Regions from separate parts of the Homo sapiens genome. Here region 1 is linked to region 2. Evidence: chromatin contacts called from ENCODE Hi-C or POLR2A ChIA-PET data. All regions are on one chromosome and are shown on one strand. Each heading gives the region's core, a stretch centred on a gene start or an enhancer-like site at or near the end of the contact. The rest is flanking DNA. Distances are from core to core; before and after follow the strand shown.

What was found. A loop is a pair of places that touch in the nucleus more often than their neighbours do. ChIA-PET counts read pairs that join two places held with the same protein, here RNA polymerase II (POLR2A). Pooled maps may share reads with other maps.
Region 1: a pooled map shows a loop between it and region 2 (2.2-fold over the local background). The contact joins the enhancer-like site here to the promoter of SMO in region 2. A Hi-C loop is called at or near these places in 1 of 168 maps with a recorded cell type or tissue (astrocyte of the cerebellum) and 1 of 50 pooled maps. POLR2A ChIA-PET finds 5 or more read pairs at or near these places in 5 of 52 experiments (A673, AG04450, K562 and 2 more).

Annotation. Positions count from the first base shown.
Region 1 is chr7:129,269,603-129,272,438 of GRCh38, reverse strand. The region is part of intron 1 of AHCYL2 (adenosylhomocysteinase like 2); the gene reads right to left. Among named protein-coding and RNA genes, the nearest start is that of AHCYL2, 46 kb to the right of the region's middle. RefSeq lists an enhancer at 357-651. Within about 2 kb of position 1,543, at least 2 of the 41 ENCODE cell types and tissues checked have a DNase peak (open chromatin) inside an H3K27ac peak, as active enhancers do.
Region 2 is chr7:129,187,108-129,189,947 of GRCh38, reverse strand. It overlaps SMO (smoothened, frizzled class receptor), which reads right to left and starts at 1,315. Exons shown (of 12, transcript NM_005631.5): 1 at 466-1,315. The coding sequence starts at 796. RefSeq lists silencers at 619-878, 1,109-1,378 and an enhancer at 2,008-2,097.

The DNA of each region.
Region 1 (2,836 bases), core at 294-2,793, 82 kb before region 2:
ATCACTACAAACTACCCTAAAGCTTAGTGGCATAAAACTACAACCATTTTATTATACTCACAATTCTGATTCAGACAGAGTATAGCAGGAACAGCTCGTGTCTGCTCTATAACATCTGGGGCCTCAGGTAAGGTGGCTCCATTGATTGAGGATAACTAGACTGGGAGCCATACGCCTAGGGCCTGGGCTTTTCTCCATATGATGCCCACTGGAACTGGAACTCACGTAGCTGAAAAGTGATGCTAGCTGTTGGCTAGGAGCTCAGCTGAGCCTCTCCATCTGGCTTGGACTCCTCACAGCATGGCAGCTAGGTTCCAAGACTAAATGTTCCATAGCACAGCAATCCAAAAGAGAATGTTCAAATAGGCCTAGATGGAAGCTGCAAAACTTTTCATGACCTGGCCTTGAAAGTCCCAGAATGTTATCTCTGCCACATTTCACCAAACAAGTCACTAAGGCCAGCCCAGATTTGGTATGAACAGAGGAATAAACTCCACCACTAGATGGGGGTGGTGCACATGTGGAGGGAAGGAACTAACATCAGCCATCTTGAAAACATGCTACAACAATCTGTCTTTGTTTCAATAAGTGTAATTCATTTATGTTCAGTATGATTACTGATGCATTTGGATTTATCTCTACCATCTTTTATTATGCTTTCTATTTATCCTATCTTTTCTATGACATTTATTACATTTTCCTTATCTGCTTTCTATTAAATGGAGGAAGTATACAAATTATAAATTCAATGAATTATAACAGAGTGAAACAGCCATGTAACTATCACCCAGGACAAAAATCCAATGTTACCCGCACCCGGGTTTTTAGCTTTATATAAATAAAATAACATAGTATATATTATTTTACATCTGGCTTCCTTCCTTCAACATTATTGTTATTCAGCCATGATCTTATGCATAGCAGCAATTTATTCATTTCCATTGCTTAATAGTATTCTGTTCTATGAATATACCATAATGTATCCATTCTACCATTGATATTGTCCACCAAATTTTAAGTTTCAGTGACTATATTTTTTGAAGGTCTATTTTAAAACTCTTTTTTTTTTTTTTTTTTTTGGAGACAGTCTCGTTCTGTTGCCCAGGCTGGATTGCAGTGGCACCATCTCGGCTCACTGCAAGCTCCACCTCTCGGGTTCACGCCATTCTTCTGCCTTAGCCTCCCGAATAGCTGGGACTACAGGCGCCTGCCACCACGCCCAGCTAATTTTTTGTATTTTTAGTAGAAACGGGATTTCACCGTGTTAGCCAGGATGGTCTCATCTCCTGACCTCGTGATCCGCCCGCCTCGGCCTCCCAAAGTGCTGGGATTACAGGCATGAGCCACCACGCCCGGCCCAAACTTTTTTTTTTTAGAGCACCTTTAGCTGTGAGATTTGGTGTGGCCTAGATTGAGGATATCCCTATAGAGAAGTTTTGCACTTGCTTCAGCCTGATGCCGTAGGACTGTTGCAGATTCAAGACTACTTTATATGTTAATTTCTTGGCTTTGGGTTTCCTGGACTGCAGAAAAAGAGGAACATTCTAAACTGAACCTATGTGAAGACAACCCCAGGTAACAAATTCTCAGAGAAACCTTTCTCACCTAAAGCCCACACGGAGTGGACAAACTTCCTTGACATTTCTCTATGCCATGGGGCAAATGTTTTTTCTAGATCATCTTTTCAATAATGTGGAAACCCTTTGAGGAACTTAGCTTTCTGCAAGGGAGTAAAAAAGTCTCTTATTCCCATGTGGTTGTTAAAACTAAGTCTCTTAGTCATCCAGAGCAGCCGTAACTTTAGCTTATGTACTTAACACTGATTTTCAATGCCCTCATCATTTTTTTGCCCCTAAGGATTTTCCTTACTTTTTCACAAGCTCAGCTATAGATTTAAAATAATGTCTATTATATATTTATCTGGCATATGACTAGGAATCTTGAGTGTTCTTTCCCCCTTTGTCAAATGTAAAACATATAACAAGGAGGGGGAAGTCACAGGAAGAGAAACTCAAAGAAAAAAGTGAAAAATGTTCTGCCTTTTATCATGGACAGGACCCATAGGTCCAAGGTTATTTGCACTAAGAAGATTCTAACTAAAGGGAATGTATACTATTTTTATCATTGGAACTGAGTATCTCTGTACTCTGGTGACTAATAGAAGAGGACGCCAATCAAGCAGGTACGTATGTCAAGGCAGTTCTAAACACAACTGACGTTACATTAGGAAGGTAGAATCCCTCAACCAGTGTGACCCAGATAATACAATGAGGAAGGATCTAAAGGAACTGAGAAAGGAAATATTAAGATATACCTAATAGTCTCCTAATGGGCTTCATTTTCTTTTCAGTAAACTTTTGACCTTGCTTCTACCAAACACTGTAAAATTAAATAATACGCAGGAATAAGGAAGGCCCAAGTCAAAAACTTTCCATCACTGTAAGTATAAACACTTTAGCTAGAAAGTGAGTAGTAGATAGGAGCAAAAATGGTAATATGAAATTATAAATGAAAGTCAGACACTGGAACAATATCAATAAAGAATATATTTTAATGTCCATAAAAAATCCATTACAAATAATTTATTTGACATATATTATGCATTTAGTGATAAGGATATAAGCATGAATTAAGTATCAAGCAAATTTATCAATCTATAGACACTGTAAAATTTAAGGTGAACTCTAAAAATTACGGAATACAAAAAGAACTCATTTAGGGCCGGATATGGTGGCTACACTTTGAGAGGCTTAGGCAGGAGGGCTGCTTGAGCCGAGGAGTTCAAGACAAGCCTAGGCAACATAGTGAGACCCCCATCTCTATTAAAAAACAAAAC
Region 2 (2,840 bases), core at 66-2,565:
ATCATGTCCCCCTACCCTTCCCTCCAAATGTCTAAACCTCTTCCTCCGTCATCCCTCCCCTTTTCCTCTCCAACTCCAATTTCCCCAGGGTCTTCAACACCTCCTTGAATCCCCCGGCACCCTGCTTCCAGAATAGGTGGAGCATCTCCTCTTCTTACAAAATGTCTTTTCCCGTGGCTTAGAGCCACCTCCTCACGGGCCCCTCATCCCCGCCATCCTTTGCTCACCCACCAGCTCAGGCCCTTTGTGACCCGCTTCGTCAACTTCCTTGCCCTCCTTTTCCCATGACCGAGGGTCCCATCCTGCACGTAACCTGCCCCCAAAGTTTCGGGATCTGTCCCTCCAACTCTCCCGGGTGCTGTCCCCGCCCTCTCCAAAACTCAGGCCTGAGCCTGTTCTTTCCAAGGGTGCCCCCATCTTACCGCGGCACCTCCCGCCCCCCAGACCCGGCTCCGCCGCACTTACCCGACCAGAGCACGAGCTTGCCGTGCGCTTCCTCCTGGGAGTCCGAGTCTCCGGCCAGCAGTGTGGAGGTGGCCCCGTAGGGCAGCACCGAGCCCAGGCACACGTTGTAGCGCAGCGGCTCGCAGGGGGCAGCCCGGCCGCAGTGGCTCAGCGGCGGCGGAGGGCCAGTCACCGCCGCGCTCCTCCTCGCGCTCCCGCCCGCGCTCCGAGGCCCAGGCCCGGTCGCGTTCCCGCTCGAGGCCGCCCCCCGGCCCGGGTCCCCCAGCAGCAGCAGCAGCAGCAGCCCCAGGAGCGGGAGCTCCGGCCCCCGCGCTGGGCGGGCAGCGGCCATGGCCAACCCCGCCAACTCAGCAAAAGCCCCGGCGCCCCCGCCTGCTCCTCGGAGCCCCCCGGCCACACGCACGACCTCGGCGGCCGCGGAGGCGGCTCAGGCGACCTGTGCGCCCAGAGAATCCGGGCCCGGGCCCCCCCGGACGCTCCGCGCGCCCCGGCCCCTCGGCGCCCAACTTCGCAAACTTTGGAACCCGGGGCCCATGTTGGGCTGCGGAGGCCCGGAACGGGATGCACGACTCCCCAAGCCCTAGCCTCGCAATCCAAGTTGTCTTCAGCCCTAGGAGACCCCTGGGCCCCCAATCCCCAGCCCCATTCCCTCTCCCACCATTAAAGCCACCTCCCCGCCCCGCGAGGGAGGCCAGACGCGGGCCGGGGGTGCGAGTGCAGCTCCGGCTCCGCCCCCGCGCCAGCCCGCGGCCCAGCAGCCACCTTCGCCCCAGCGCGCCGCAGCCCCCCGAACTCTCCCCGCCGGCGACCCGGCTCCTTTGTTGCTCTAGCTCGCTGGGCTCTCTGGAATGCACGGGCCTCGCGGAGCCAAGCCCGGCCCCCCTGCGCCGAGGCTGGGGGAGGGACTGGACGAAGGAGCGGAGAGGTGGGGAGGGGAGGCGAGAGAGGAAGAGCGCGAGCGTCAGCGTCCCTGGCGCCTGGAGGGGCCCGGGCTAGGGGGATCTGGTGACCCCGCCTGCCGCCGCCCCGCGCCCGGGGGAAAGAGATGAGTGGAAATCGTGGGCCGGACCTGCAAGGAGAGACTCGGCGGGCACCTTGCTTGGTCTGAGGTCGTCTGCAGGAAGCGGACTTTTCTCCTGGCTCAGGATGGGAAAGACAGGGGATGCCTGAAGTCAACGGGGACTTCTGTTCCATCTCTGCCCCGTTCTCCAGGCCCGCCAGTTTTTCCTGCTTTGGTTAGATTTTCCAACGTATCCCGGGGCCCCATGGAGAAGAACCTGGGTTTGGGGTTTGCGCTTCTCCAAATCCTTCCAGCTCGGGACCTTTGAGAGAGACGACCTCAGAGTCACTCACGGCAGCTGCTCTGGCTGCTGTTACCTGCGGGAACAGGTGTCTGGGAAATAAACTTGCCAACATCAAGCCTTTACTGCTACAAATATGTGAAGTCTGAACTGTGGTTCCCAGGGACTGGCCTTGGTTATGTGAGAAGGAAACCAGTCCTTCTTTGATGGCCCTGCTGCTCATCTGCTCTGGGAGGTTTCTGCTGCTCCTCTTCCCCACTCTGCTCATTTTGCCTTTCCTCACTCCTTTGAGCATCACACTTTTGGTCACCACACTTAATTTCCCACTTCAGCAGTTTACACCTGCACAACCAAGTATAACCCAGCATAACCACAAGGCTCCAAACAGGAGAGTAGACTTGCACTGAGCAACTTTTTCCTTGTTGCTGATCGGGCTGCACACCAGGGTGGGTTTTCCTTTCTTACCCCTGGAAGACTTGCTCATGGCCTAGCGGTAGTGGACTAGTTCTGTTACTTTGGACAGTTTAAGTGCATATTAGTTATTGCACTTCAACTATATCAATTGGAGAGAGAGAGAGAATTTAATTCAATTTAGCAAGTCTTTCTGAAATTCCAGCATGTACATAGCACAGAGACATCCTGGAGGAACCTGTAGACTTCCATTTTCCTGTGGATACATGGCTTGCTCTCAGGAAACATAGCATGACAGAACAGCAACGTTCCCTCCTTCAGGTCAGGGACCTTATCTCATTCTCTTAGTGTTCACAAAACATCTAGTTCACTTGAGCATACATAGTAATCACTTGATAAATAAGCTGCCAAAATGAGATGTACCGTGAGTATGCTATAGGAATAGGGGACAGAGGTCAGTGTGGATAGAAGTGGAGGAGGTGGGTTTTGAATCCAGGACTAAAGTGTGAGTAGGAGGAGTTAGAATAAGGACATAGATAAGTAGGGAAACTGATTGGTAAGAAGCCTCAAATAACACACAGAATTAAGGGTCAATTCTCTTGATAGTAAGGAAATCTCAAAGTTTTGACTAGGGGAATGATATTAATCTTTACTGGTTAATAT